Regions from separate parts of the Homo sapiens genome. Here all the other regions are linked to region 3. Evidence: chromatin contacts called from ENCODE Hi-C data. All regions are on one chromosome and are shown on one strand. The core of a region is the stretch at or near the end of the contact, and the rest is flanking DNA. Distances in the headings are between cores, read along the strand shown.

What was found. Hi-C counts contacts between places; a loop is a spot of excess contacts on that map. Pooled maps may share reads with other maps.
Region 1: a loop to region 3 is called in a map of CD8-positive, alpha-beta T cell, with 4 times the contacts of the local background. The contact joins the promoter of MNAT1 here to the promoter of DAAM1 in region 3. A Hi-C loop is called at or near these places in 2 of 168 maps with a recorded cell type or tissue (CD8-positive, alpha-beta T cell and naive thymus-derived CD4-positive, alpha-beta T cell) and 7 of 50 pooled maps.
Region 2: a loop to region 3 is called in a map of CD4-positive, alpha-beta T cell, with 7 times the contacts of the local background. The contact joins the promoter of SLC38A6 here to the promoter of DAAM1 in region 3. A Hi-C loop is called at or near these places in 4 of 168 maps with a recorded cell type or tissue (CD4-positive, alpha-beta T cell, CD8-positive, alpha-beta T cell and naive thymus-derived CD4-positive, alpha-beta T cell) and 8 of 50 pooled maps.

The regions. Positions count from the first base shown.
Region 1 is chr14:60,731,689-60,736,371 of GRCh38, forward strand. MNAT1 (MNAT1 component of CDK activating kinase) reads left to right here and starts at 3,073. Exons shown (of 8, transcript NM_002431.4): 1 at 3,073-3,263. The coding sequence starts at 3,175. RefSeq lists enhancers at 3,087-3,186, 3,297-3,366.
Region 2 is chr14:60,979,726-60,984,409 of GRCh38, forward strand. It overlaps SLC38A6 (solute carrier family 38 member 6), which reads left to right and starts at 1,520. Exons shown (of 16, transcript NM_153811.3): 1 at 1,520-1,657; 2 at 2,783-2,913. The coding sequence starts at 1,553. It overlaps TRMT5 (tRNA methyltransferase 5), which reads right to left and starts at 1,354. Exons shown (of 5, transcript NM_020810.3): 1 at 1,238-1,354; 2 at 1-161. The coding sequence starts at 1,248. RefSeq lists an enhancer at 1,244-1,623.
Region 3 is chr14:59,186,717-59,191,198 of GRCh38, forward strand. It overlaps DAAM1 (dishevelled associated activator of morphogenesis 1), which reads left to right and starts at 1,951. Exons shown (of 25, transcript NM_001270520.2): 1 at 1,951-2,052. RefSeq lists enhancers at 1,454-1,693, 2,474-3,233, 2,944-3,103, 3,534-3,583 and silencers at 2,164-2,303, 2,364-2,583.

The DNA.
Region 1 (4,683 bases), core at 1,823-4,322, 1.5 Mb after region 3:
GGGGGAGGGATAGCATTAGGAGAAATACCTAATGTAAATGACGAGTTAATGGGTGCAGCAAACCAACACAACACATGTATACATATGTAACAAACCTGCATGTTGTGCACATGTACCCTATAACTTAAAGTATAATAATAAAAAACCTAAAAAAAATAAAGTAGTAAAACAAAAACAATACATAGGAAGCGTAAGTTTCATATGTATAGCATATAGAAAAATGCATAATTTTGAAGTTCAGAAAATGAAAAAAATTTGTTCTTAGTCAACAAAAATTCATAAAGAAAAAGAATTTGTAAACATATGAAGGTTCACCTTGGATGAACACGTTGGAAGGAACTTAAGCATGATTGAATTTTTGTGTTGAGACGAATGTGTTTTTAACCTTTCAAAATTATATGTTATGGTTGATAAATTATTTTCTCCTAAAAAAAAAAAGAAATGTAGGAAACTTGAGTTTGGTGGTTTTCTACATAGGCTGAGGTTCCATTTGAATTAGGAACCTGGTGCCGTCAGTGCTTTCCTCCTCAAAGCTCTCTGACCATTCCATGTTATTCATCCCCACCAGTGATAATGATGTACATTTCAGAGCTTCTGTAATGTATGAGGCATTGTATTAGGGCCTTTATGTATGTCTATGTCATGTAATTTAATCATTACAGCAATTTTATGAAGTGTATTATATGCAAGAAGGAAACAGGAACGGGAGGATTGGAAATTTGCTTCAAACACAGGTCTGACTGATGTAAAAGAAGGTTGGGCTCTTATTATTATATTGTCCCGCCTCTTTTAGATAATACTACTGCCAGTATCCTAATGCTACCATTAATAATGGCCAGCAGTTACTAAGCTCTTACTCTATGCTAGGTGTTTTAAATGAAGTATCTTTTATTCTTTACAAGTACTATCCTGAACTTAGAATTGGGAAAACTGAGGCTCAAGGTCATATAAATCATGTGATGAAGCCAGCACTTGAATTCAGCTCTCTTGGTACTAGAGACCAAATCTATAAGTGCTATTTTCTACTGTCTTTAGGTCCATAAGTAAAGCTTATCTGACAGATTTCCAAGTCAGCTGTTGCTACCATGCTTCCAAGTTAGTAGTTTCCCACCTAGGAAAAGGATAAAGCTTGTAGCATTGCTGCTTCTCACAATCTTTAGTGCTTTCTTTGCCTTAATCTTAAGTTTTGGGAGAAAGGAAAAGCAATTCACTTCGCAACGTGGTTGGGGTCTCATCTTCAAAGACGTAATTAAAACTGTCCTGGATAGCTGGGCATCATTACAGGCTCATGCCTGTAATCCCAGCACTTTGGGAGCCTGAGGTAGGAGGACTGCTTGAGCCCAGGAATTCAAGACCAGCCTGGGCAACATAGTGAGATCCCATTTCTTAAAAAAATAAAATAAAAAATTAGCTGGGACTGGTGGCTAGTGCCTGAGGTCCCAGCTACTTAGAAGGCTGAGGTGGGAGGATGACTTGAGCCCAGGAGTTCAAGGCTGCAATGAATTGTGATCGGGCCACTGCACTCTAGCCTGGGCAACAGAAGGAGATCCTGTTTCAAAACAAACAAACAAACACACAAAAATTGTCCTAGTGGCAATAAACTATAATGCCATCTGAGTGGATGACCTCAATGTAGTATTGGCTAAAAATTTTATTTGCACATATGACATATTCATTCTTTCACCAGAAGTTTCTTGTATGTTATCAGCTGAGCTTACATGACTATGCAGTTATAAAGAAGTATAAAGCACAGGCTATTAAATGGTCCAAAATATAAAGTACTAGAGTTGCCTTTGTTCTTGAAGAGCTTCACTCTGAATCATGTAACTGGTCTGGATGTGGTCTTTCAATAAGACAATAGCAGCAGCATAATAAGCCTCCGGGTCAGCATAGTAGCATAGTATTTGGTGTTACCTATTTTAGTAAGTTTATGTTTGGTTAACTCCTGTTGAGGAACAATATTATGATCAAAGAGATGATATGGTTTATTTATTAGATGAATCCTTGATGTCTTCATACTAATGTAAAGCTCTGTCACAGCCTGCTTTGATCTGCTGGTTCCTGGGTGTGGTATCCAGCTGTTTGTCAGCATCCCTCTCTATACCCATGGAAATCCCAACTGTATTTTTGGGTTTTGGGTTCCCTACCAGGTTCACTGTTTAAAAATGTGAATTGAATATTACTTTTTATTGAAAAGAACACAAGTTCTATGATGAGTTAAAATTACTATAAATGTTTATAGCTTATACTCATTGTATCAGATTATTTGAAAAATCTAGTTTGCATGTTCCCTTCTGATGGAGTTTGGGTCAGATGAAGGTGGTTACAAAAAATGTTTGACACTAAAAATTTTCACATTACACTATTGTTTGATAGTCATTCATTAATTCTTCACTTAGTCTACTTACTCATTAAGAATCAACAAATCTTTATTTTGGAGATGAATAAGATGTGTCCTTTACAGTGGGAAAGCTTATTATTTAATAGAGCTGTTTACAGACTTCAATTTGCCTTCTTGATAAATGTGATGAACATGGTTTACAATTTACAAAGATATTCAGGCTATCAGATCTTGGAATTGCAGAACTAAATTTTTCTGTATGTATTCTTATATGATTTTTTCCTAGGTATTTGGGGAAATAAATACTGTCTGATGGAGTAGATAGCTTTTTCATATTTTGTATCTGCGAATGCATATTATCAGCTGAGCTGACATGACTATGCAATTATAAAGAAGTATAAAGCACAGGCTATTAAATGGTCCAAAAGAAAGTAAGTACACCGCTCATAAATCTTTGAAATCATGGGAATGTTTCCAGACAGAACAAGATGGAATTTATCTTCCTAATTGTGACACAGTACCTTGAAAAATGCAACTGGGTGCGTGGAGATAAGGCTTTGTATAATTTGCCATTTTAAAAGTTCCCCTGTCAAATTCAAGGTATTAAGTTGCTTTATGGAAGGCTAAGACCAAGCCCTAGATGCAAGACCGGGGGAACTGACTGCCGGAACGTTTGTGTTGCAGCGCCTCGCCCCTTGCCGGTGCTCTTTCGCGAAGGGACCGTCTCTGCCAAGCGCCTGTTGGTAGGAACCTGCTTGGTCGCGTCTGAGGGGGCTTGTAGGTGGCTCTGGCTGAAACAGGCGCCTGCGAGAGTCTGTAGGAGGGAAACCGCCATGGACGATCAGGGTTGCCCTCGGTGTAAGACCACCAAATATCGGAACCCCTCCTTGAAGCTGATGGTGAATGTGTGCGGACACACTCTGTGAGTTGGGCGGCAGTGGATTCCCTGGGGGAGAGACGCGCTGGGTGGGAGGAGAGGACCGGGAGATGCTAGGCCTCGTCTTGGGAGCAAAGGGCGTTGTTAGTTTCAACACTGGGGAGGAAAATGGGAAAAGAAGGCGTTGTGACTTTAAATAGACTGTAGCCGCTAGCCCCGAGCGGCTCTGGCCTGCTTTGAACTGCGGGTTCTCAGTGTGGCATCCAGCAGTTTGTCAGGTTCCCCCTTCCATAGCCAATGAGTATCCCGACTGTATTTCCAGGCTTTGTGTTGTTTACTGGGCTCTGGACATCGCTGATTAAAAGCGTGGGGGATTGGAGTGTTTATTTCATATGAAATGTTTTTATTGAAAAAGTGCGAAAGTGCTATGAAAACTTAAAATTTGCTTGAGTATATACTGCTGCTATTTATTGTATGAGTTAATTAAAAAACCCTGTGTGTATGCCCACTTGTCCTGATGGAGTTCGGTTAGACTCCCATCACTAAAATGAAGAAAACCCGGACTGTAGGTAGTTAATTTTGAAGATATAATAATGGCTGGCATTTGAGTGCACATTTTGTGCCAGACAGTGTTCTAAGCGCCTTACCATGAATTATCTCAGTTCATTCCTACAACAGTCCCATGAAGTAGATACTGGTATTTCCATTTCACAGGGAAGGAAATCGAGACTGCTCAAGGTCCCTTATTAAGTGGGCCTTGAGAGAATTGGAACCCAGGAAGTCTGACTTTAGAACGCCCATTTTCAGGGGAAGGGGGCAGAAGGAGGGAGGTTGAGTTTGTGTATTTTGAAACAGGGATTGGTCAAAGTGTTTCTTGCCAGATTTCTTGTCAGATGTGGTTTAGTGAAGGTGGTTCTAGAAAGCACTTTGAGATAAAAAGGTGCCATGTAATGGCGAGCATATATTCCTGTAGTTTCTTTCAGGTTTATTGGAGGCAAAAAATAATGGATAATCTACAGTGTGTAGACAAGGTCTCCTCCCAACCCCCCAAGTGCTGACAAAAATGTAGAGCAATGACAGGGTCTTTAGGTAAGCATAAATTGCATGATTAGCTGTAGCTATAATTATTATATGGAATTTATTAGCTTACTTAACTTTTCTAATTGATCTTTATTTTCCTTTGCTTTACTCTGCAAAGAAGTATAGTAGAGCTGTGATTGAATGATTTAAGATTAGAAGTAAGGTAAAAGTAATCAAGAAGAATGCATGGAAAAGGGAATTCTACATGGAAAAACACTGTAGATAGACTGTTTTTAGAGAGATTTCGTTCAATTTCTCTCCATTTTTCTTTATCAGGTTTGTTATGGTGGAACAGGAAAGAGAGTTTGTTTTTTTTTTTGGGAAGGATACTAACTAAATGTAATTTACCAGAAGGATGCTAAATGTAATTTTCTGGCCTAGCAGC
Region 2 (4,684 bases), core at 270-2,769, 1.8 Mb after region 3:
AGAATCTTTTTCTTTGACCCAATAAGAAAATACCAGGTGCTTCCAAAAGCATCTGTGTCAGGGATGTCCAAGCTACTGGAATCAACGATTTTGATTCAGTTATGCTATGGCTTTCCAGTTTCAGAAATCTTCCTGAGAATCCAAATGGCCTCCATAAGATCCTTAAAAAAAAAAAAAAAAAATTCACACACGACAGCTTTTGAGAATAAAAATCTAAATTCTACTATCTCAAATAACGGGCTAAATGCTGACAAATAAAACGTTTAGTGATGTGTGGGAAGTATACTATCTTTTCCAGACTAGGATGACTTCTTCAGGAAGTCGTATTAGTGGTAGATAATAGTGGTATATATTAAATTTACACCTTCAACCCATCTGCTCCCAGTTCAGAGGGCTTAGTGATCCATTAGCCATACTCAATGATCCTCTTCACCCACAATTTTCTAGATAATACATTTGGGATTGGAAGACTGAAGTATGAGTTAAATGGTCATCTGTAAATGAAATAGTCATTATACATGACCATTACTAGTGGTGATATTTATTAGGATAGTCTCATGGGTGCTTATTGTGTCAGATACTGCGCTAAATGCTTTATGTACATTATGAATCTTGGGAGGTGTGCAGTATTGCACCCTCATTTTGTAAATAAGTAAACTAAAGCTCAGACGTAAGGTAACCCACCCAAAGTCTCCCAGCTGATAAGTGGCTAAACATGGATTAAAACCTAGTTTTGACTGACTTCGGTGCTTGTGTTCTTAATATATTGCTCTGTTGTTTGTTTTCGATGCTTTACTGCCACATGTCCTGCCTTTAACTAGAGGCTTCTGTATTTTGAGGACGAGAGCTTTGCTGATTGTTATATGCATAGTATCAGTTATTCACTGTCTTCTAAAATACCAAAGAATTTACTTGTAAGGGGAAAGGGCCCTGTCCCAGAATCCTGTAAAGCAACGAAGTCTAACTTCACCGTCAGAGATCAAATTGGTTCTAGCAGCTGACCAGCTGGGTGACCCTGGATAAATTACTATAAGTCTCGGTTTTCCCACCAGTAAAATGTGGCGAAAGGCTTTTGAAACATTCCTTACTATCCAGAACCTCGAAACTAAGCTCAGCACCTAGGCGGGTGGGTGACCTCGCGATGTTTCTGTGCCCAGGCAGCACATGGCAGAGAGCAGCCCTGGGCGGGCTGGTACCTCCCCTGGACCATTAGCCCCTAACGCGGCCGCCACCTCACCAAAGCACCATTCCAATTCCCCACGTCGCTCTGCAGCTGGATCCGCGAGCCGACCCCTCACCTCCCGCTCCGGTACCGATCGGATGTGGGTCGCGGGTGGATGGGCGGGTCTTCTATGACATCATCACTGTTCGCCGCGAAGAGGGCGCGCGTCATCAGATCAAGTCGACTCGCTCCTCTCCTTCCAGGCCCTGGTGAAGTACGGAATGCCGGAAGGGCCGGGCTCAAAGCTCCGCCTCTGGCGCGACCGACGACTGGAGCGCAGGGCAGGGGTAGAGGCTCGTAGATGGAACTGGTAGTCAGCTGGAGAGCAGCATGGAGGCGTCCTGGGGGAGCTTCAACGCTGAGCGGGGCTGGTATGTCTCTGTCCAGCAGCCTGAAGAAGCGGAGGCCGAAGAGTTGAGTCCGTTGCTAAGCAACGTAAGTGGGCTGTGTTCGCTTCCCCGCGCTGACGCCCTCCGGCTTCCCTCAAGTGCCTGCCAAATAAGACCCAGAAAAGGAGGACCGCACCGGGACAGGGGAGATGCTGGAGCCTGAACCCTGGGGGATGGGGTCTGAAGGCAGCCGCCGAGATTCAGATGAGATTGGCGCAGTTATGAACGTGATAGCAGCCTAGCATACTCTAGAAAGAAAAGATGAAAAGCGTCGGGTGGAAGAGATGCAGCGTTGAGTGGAAGCTGCGAACATGATGGGATGAGCGGCCCTAGGATTATGTACTCACTGCTGTTAGTTAGTATTTTTGTCACCTTATTTTCTCCACCAGTCTCGTGAGGTCTTTGCAAGAGTCACAGGATTTTCCTCTTCCGACTTAGTCATGGGGGGAGGGAAAATAATAAACATTTTAATACAGAAATTCTTAGCGGTAGAATGGAAGTGGCTTGGTAGTAAGTGCATAGCACGTTCCTGACCCTAAAGCCTGTGCAGTGGGCACTCCGCTTTTTAACTCGAGTCCTAGACACTGTTCCCAGGACTTTGTTCCCGGTGCTGTTTGTGGGGAGGGGGATGTTTTCAGGGATACTGCCAGAACAACGTGAATTGCTTCTGTTTATAATATTGTCATTGCAAGATATTCCTGACCATCCTTCCAGTTTGGTAGAACTAATTCATTAGATATATAAGTAGAGATTAGTTGTGCAGTCCTAGTAATTGAGGAGAAACAACTGCCCACAGCAGTCCCAGGTTGACTCAGCAATTCTTTAGTAATCACATGAGCTGAGGCCTTATCCCTCCTCTCTCTCCCCACTCCATTCCCATCCTATCTTCATCTCTTGCAGTCACAAGGTTAGTCATGGCCCTTCCTGAACTCTGCCTGTCTTGTGTACTGGTGGAAATCATTTTCCTAAGAAACCCTAGATTCCTGGAGCTGCAGTAGTGGGAGGTGGGAAGGAAAGGAAAGGAAATTAGTGTTGGTTAAGCAACGAGTGTGTCATACAAACCCTGGTGGTTTGCAGCTTTTTTCCATAATCTTTCATTTATGGAATTTCTTTACGAAATTTTAACTTCACCGTCCAAACATTTAACACTACTAAATTTGTGTGCTTACAGGAACTTCACAGACAGCGATCCCCAGGTGTTTCATTTGGTTTATCAGTGTTTAATTTGATGAATGCCATCATGGGAAGTGGCATCCTTGGCTTAGCTTATGTTTTGGCTAATACCGGTGTCTTTGGATTTAGGTGAGTCTTCATATTTTAGCATCAAATTTTTTTTTCCATTTTGATAATATACGGAGAAGTAGAGAGATAGATTCCAGAAGCTGCTATTATACAATTTCTAGTTAGTTATTTCTGGGGTTTTAGCATTTTTCTTGTTATTCTTGTTGCTAGTGTGTACCTTGGAGGGCTACTACATAGCTTCTTAAATACACAGAAGTGTGACTAGTTTTTAAAAATGGGAACTTGATCCACATTTCATTTATAATGAAATATGACACTTAAGAGTGGCATATTCATTGTATCTCCTTGGCCAAAGTGAATCAAAGCCATGCAGATTAACTTCCAAATAGCAATTTTGTGAGTGCAAATACAACACATAATCTTTTCATTCCTCGCTGTCTCTTTGTATTGTTAAGTAGTCTTATTTCACTTTCAGAGGCCAGACATGTGTTTTGTGCCTGTTCTTTTTTATGTTTCAGGACTTAGCTTGTAGGCCAGTTTGCCCAAAATAGAAGACAATCCTGGATATTCTGTGCTTTCATAGTACTTTGTATATTCATTCTGTTATTATAATTGTTACAATGATATGTTTGGAAATTAATGTTCCCACTAAACTGAAATCCTTTACAACTGGAGGTCAAGGCAGGCGGATCACTGGAACCCACGAGTTTGAGACCAACCTGGGCAAGATGGTGAAACCCCATCTCTGCCCAAAATACAAAAATTAGCCTGGTATGGTGGAGTGCGCCTGTAGTCCTAGCTACTTGGGAGGACTGCTTGAGCCTGAGAGGTTGAGGCTGCAGTGAGCCATGATTGGGCTACTGCACTCTAGCCTGGGTGACAGAGTGAGATCCTGTCTAAAAAATTTAAAAAATAGAAAAATCCTTTATAACTGGACCTTATTCTTAGCATCTAGCACCACATGGCTAATAGAATGAATTAACAAATTGGCTTTGTCAGTAGAAGCAGATCTATTTACTAGGAAATTTAAAATGCCTAGGGAGTCTCTTTTATGTTTATTTCCTGCTTTTATTCCAAATTTTTTGATAAGCAAAGCAACTTTTAAGTAACCCAACTTGCTTTTATTATGGAATGTACTCACAAACTTTCATTATTTTTAAAATTAAAAACTATATGTGACACCTTAAGCAAGACATAGTCAGAGGACTTTTTTTTTGATTCTCTTTGAAAAATCATAATTTATGCACCAGGGTCTTACATGCAGATATATACTGCTGAATGTGTGCTCACCCAGTCATAGCAACCATCATTTTTGGTGATGCTAAAGTGTTATTTTGTGAAGTTCCTGATGTCAGTTTAATGACATTTGTACTTTTACCTCTCAATTTTATTTATTAACAAGTATTAACTGGACCACAGAGAGAAAATTTCTTCAATGACTGGGGCAGTTCACTGGGGATAGCTGTATAGAAGCTTGTCCTGCTGGTGTCTTCCTAAAAATGAATAGGAAATTATCTAAGTTTTTTCTTTCACACTGTTGGTGAGAGGACCTCAATCATTACATTGTTTGCACATTTTTCAAATTGCATCATTAGAGGTGTGTTAACTACATTATTTTAATTTAGTTTGGTTTGGAGAGTGTGTGCGTTTAATAGATGCTAGAAAATACAGCCTAAATAAATCTTAAGTACACCTTAATAAGATGAAGGTATGATAAGGAGGTCAATATCACTGGAAGTAGAGGGAGGAAGGGAAAAAGAGAAGACAATGAGATTGCATAAGTAAAACTTCTGTTTAGACTTAAAATAAGAAGAAAACCAGTCATAAAAAG
Region 3 (4,482 bases), core at 701-3,200:
AGAGCCAAGAGAACTTGTTGTAAGGTGATTTCTCCATTAAAATTACTCCTCAGAGTGTGCCTCAGTAACATACTTTTATCTACAAGGATAAGCCCTGTCTTAACAGAAAGGCTCCACATTCAATTTATTGACTCAATAAATTTCAGGCTCACTGATTATGTTTCAGTCTAAAAGCTTTACACAGTTATAAAATTAGAAGAGCCTTTAGAATCATCCCAGGTCAAGTTTCTCTCTGAATATTTTTCCACCATGAACTGCGTTACATTAAGTCTACCCATTAGTTAGAATATCAGTGATTATATCCTTGATCTGATGGCCAGGGGAAAATTTATATTGTCAGAGTTCATTTTAGATAATATTTGAAATGGAAGAAGTAGCTGAGGACAGAAGAGCAACATTCAAAGCTATCTTCTTTCGGGGGAGAAAAGTGGGTCTTGTCTATAAAGAACAGGCTTGTTAAAAGAACATCAGAATTCATCGCTAAACATCTCTCTGAGCAAAACAAAGCATTTCCTCTCCCCTGAGATCCTCAACTAATTTCATAAATATTTTTTCACTTGAACCCAACTTAGTGTTGCAGAATGAAAGGAGAAAATAAATGATAAGAGTTCCACCAACACTTCAGTAGGGAGTTGTCTGAAATCTTAATTGTGAACCTTTTTTTCACAAGATGCACAGTCTTCTAGAGATTTTGCTAGTGGAACGGGTGTGTGAGCTGATCATTATATGGAATTGAGACACATCAAATGCCATTAAAATTTACATTTACAACTCGAGTAACTAAATGCATTGATTCTTTTCATATTAAAAGACACTTGGTATTCACTGAATAATGAAAAATGCCACGGAAAAAATTATGTATTAACAATACAACCTGCCTAAAGGGTCAGAATTCTGCTACACACCTTTTGCTTACCTTTAAATAAATATTTAGGTGTGTTAAGAGCAGGGCAATTCTTGAACGGCACGATGTTGTTTGGTTTAATGTCTTTATAAAAATATTTGAAAAGGTATGGAAAATGAGGTGAGAGTGTTGTGGATTTAAAAACATGTGTATACATAGATACACAATTATTAAAACTTTAGACAAGGACGTTTTCTTCCTGGGAGTGGAGAGCCACCAGCGCGGGAAGTCTGCTGCAGGGATGAACAAAAGCATGGCTGCACGATAGTATTATCTTTGCAGCAGCAGCAGGCGCCCTGACGGAGGGTTGCGGCGACTGTCTAGTCTATCACACCGCACTTCTGGTAGTGACAACCTCCGTTATTCTGTCAGCTCAGCCGACTAAGTGGTTCCCCGCGTTCTGCCTGGTCACCTTGTCTCCGTTAAACGGGAAGCAGAAAAGAGAAAGGTGAATTGAGGGGGTACAAGGAGATTCCTCCGCCTTGGGACCGGCGTCGCCCCATCCTCTGGAAGTGTTGAGCGGGGAGAATTCGAGGACCGTATTTAACCCAGAAAACAGTAAGCCCTCTGAATTAGCTGCTACGCCTGGGGAAGGCAGAAAAGTCTTAATCGTCCCTTCCCAGCAGGGACCAAGAAAGACCAGTTAGAGCGAGCCTGGCCGGACCACGCGAGCCCCGGACCTCTCCGATCCTTCAGAGCCCGCGCCGGGCAAAGTAGAGGTCAAGTCAACACACACGACCGCAGGGCAGCCCTCCCACTCTCCCGTGCGGTCCGCAGCTCGGCTTCGGAACGACCACCGCTAACACTGCAAGGCTGTAAGGCTGGGAGGGGGCGGGTCCTGAAGGGGGCGGGAATAAGAGGCGGGGCAGAAGGGCGGAGGAGTGTGTCGGGAGATGTAGTTCCGCGAGTCCCGACAGCAAAGCTGTCCCGGCTCCGCTAATAGATTGGGACCACTACTCCCAGGAGTCTGCGCGCCCGACCGGAGCGTCCATGCGCAGTGGGAGCCACTTTGTATCCTATCAGGCGAGGAGAGGGTGATGTCACCTGCGAGTTAGTAACCTACGAGCGGCTGTGAAGGAAACTGTTTAACCGGATCCCATTGTACCCAGAGTGCAGAGCCGCCTTTCCAGCATGCAGGGGCTGCTCAGGTAAGGGGGACGCTCCTCCTTGCCCGCCGCACTCATTCATTAAGTGGCACTGCTCAGTGGTGCGGGGGTGGGCGTGCTTCCGTGGGCTGGGCGCTGGGTTCGCGGCGCGCCCTCCTGCTGCCTCCCCGGAGCTCCCGGGCCAGTAGGTAAATATTAAACCCGTCCTTCAGGTTGGGTCTGGGTGGGAACGGGACCGAGACAGCTCTCGGCTGCCTAGCTGGGGGTGGGAAAATGGCTGCAGCGCAACGCAAACCGAGGCAGCAGGGAGGAAGACGCCCCCAAGGACTGGGGTCCCTCCCTTTCTTTCTAAGGCGCCCGGCTGGCCGAGGAGCTGGCGGGGTAACACTCGCCGCCTTGCTGAAGGCTCCCCGGGGCTGGGGCCGCGGGTACTGCAGCGGCGTCCGCGAGCTCCCGGCCCGGCGGCTCCGAGAGGGAGAACCCCGAGGCAGGCTTGGTGGACACGGCGGTGGCGACAGGGAAGGAGGGACTCGTGTACCCGTTCGCGTCCGAGCAGAGCCCCCAGTGCCCCTGGCACCCTCACTTCCAGCCCCATTCGAAAGGGACGGAGCGCCTGTAATTCAGACTAAGTTGGACCTAAATGTTTCAAAACAGAGAGAAGGGAAATCGGGCGTTGCGGAGGGAGAGCAGGGTGTTGGCGGCCGGGGAGGCTGCGCCGCCTGCGGACCCGGTTGTGAGGCACCGCAGAGGGCTTTTGCCGCCCGTCCCTCTCGGGAGGGCGCATCTCAGTCTCCACGGTCCCTTGGTGTAGAGCACCTGGGCTGGGGCGAAGCGCCTGCCCTGAAGCCCTGGGCCAGGAGGTGGTAGCGCGGGGGTGGAGGTGTCGGATAATCTAATGATTAGGCTCGCTGTGGGGCAGGAGGGCTGGATAATCGGGTTTACCCAGCTGGTTCTGAAAGCCAACTGCTTGTGATCGGCTTGCCCTCTGAGTGGAGACGTGCAGGAGGCCCAGAGCTCTCAGTCCTCTGGATGTTCTTTGCCTTTCCTAGTACCTTCATTTGTTCGTTTACTCATTCATCAAACCCTGCTAAGGTCTCAAGTTGTTCACGGCCTGGCTTTGCGGAGCTACCTCTCGCCCCATAACATATTTAGTGATGCCTGAACTCCATTCCCCTCTCCTTCATCTCCACTTTCTGGAGAGCATCAAGAGCAAATGCCACCGTGACCGTTTTGCTGGTAGTTTCTTGAGATTCGAGCAGGACCCAGTGAATCGAAGCGGAGTTGCCTGCAAGATGAATCCCGTTGCCATGGCGACTCCTGCCTTCGGAATCTTAGCCGCTGCCACTGCTGTTTCGATTCGATGTGGCTCTGCGGGCAGCTGGGAGGGAGTGGCTAGTGGGTGTGGTCAAACGCTCGCCCTGGCCCAGCTGCTCTCTCCTCCTCGCCCCTTTCACAGCCCCGGGACTCTCCCCTTTCTCTCCTAAATAGCTTGGACACAGTTCTAAACCCCTTTCCCTTCCCCGTGCCACACCTCATCACGCCACCTCTCTCCCTGAAACTAATTGTTTGGCGCCTTTTTCCTGAGGCAAACTCTGAAAATTATAATTTGAAAAATCTCTTCCCCCTTTCGGGCTAGCCGCATCATTTCCCCAATAAGGTAGTTTATGGTGTTGGAGGCAGCTTTGTCATGAAAGGCGCCCTCCCCTGTTGTGCATAAAGAGAGCTCTCTGGTCACCAGCAAAGGCCCTCAATTTGCTCTAGGTGCAGCTGATTGGAAGTGATTAGGGACAATTAATAACGGCTGGAAGACACTGCAGTCCCTTGTGGTTCTCATAAAATCTAAAGCCAGGCTAGAGGGCGCAGGTCCTTGAGGGTGAAGCATGCAGGGCCATAACCAGGAGCCTTGGGTCCTACTCTGGCTCTGTCAGTCACTGGCTACTCCACGTTGGGATTAACCCTTTACCTCTGGGAACCTCAGTCTTCTCTTTGGTAATGTGAGGAAAGGGTAGAGAGGGTTTCCTAACGTTAATTCTAGGCGCAATGGCCTATGATTCCAAGATAGACTTGGTCATTGTCCTTTTTCGTCCCCGACCCCAAAGTAATCTGAAGTTAAGGGTTTAAACTTGGCTTCTGATACTGTGCCGTCAGGTTATATGGACAAGGCAGCTATGTGACTATTTATAATACTGTTTATACTACCACTACTATTATTCCAGTATCTGGACCCTTCTAATTATACTTTAGTATTATAACTAATTGTTTAGGTTTTGCCTTTTTATAGATTCCTAATGAATGCAGTTATTTGTAATTGCATTAAGTGTAATTGACATATAAATATTTTGTTTCCCCTCTGCTTGCATTTTATACCAATGTGCATTATCACAGATGTTGCAATTATGGGGGAAAGTGTGTATATGAGAGTGTCTGTGCATGTGTATCCATAGTCAGGTAAATGCTTGGGATTGCTGTGTG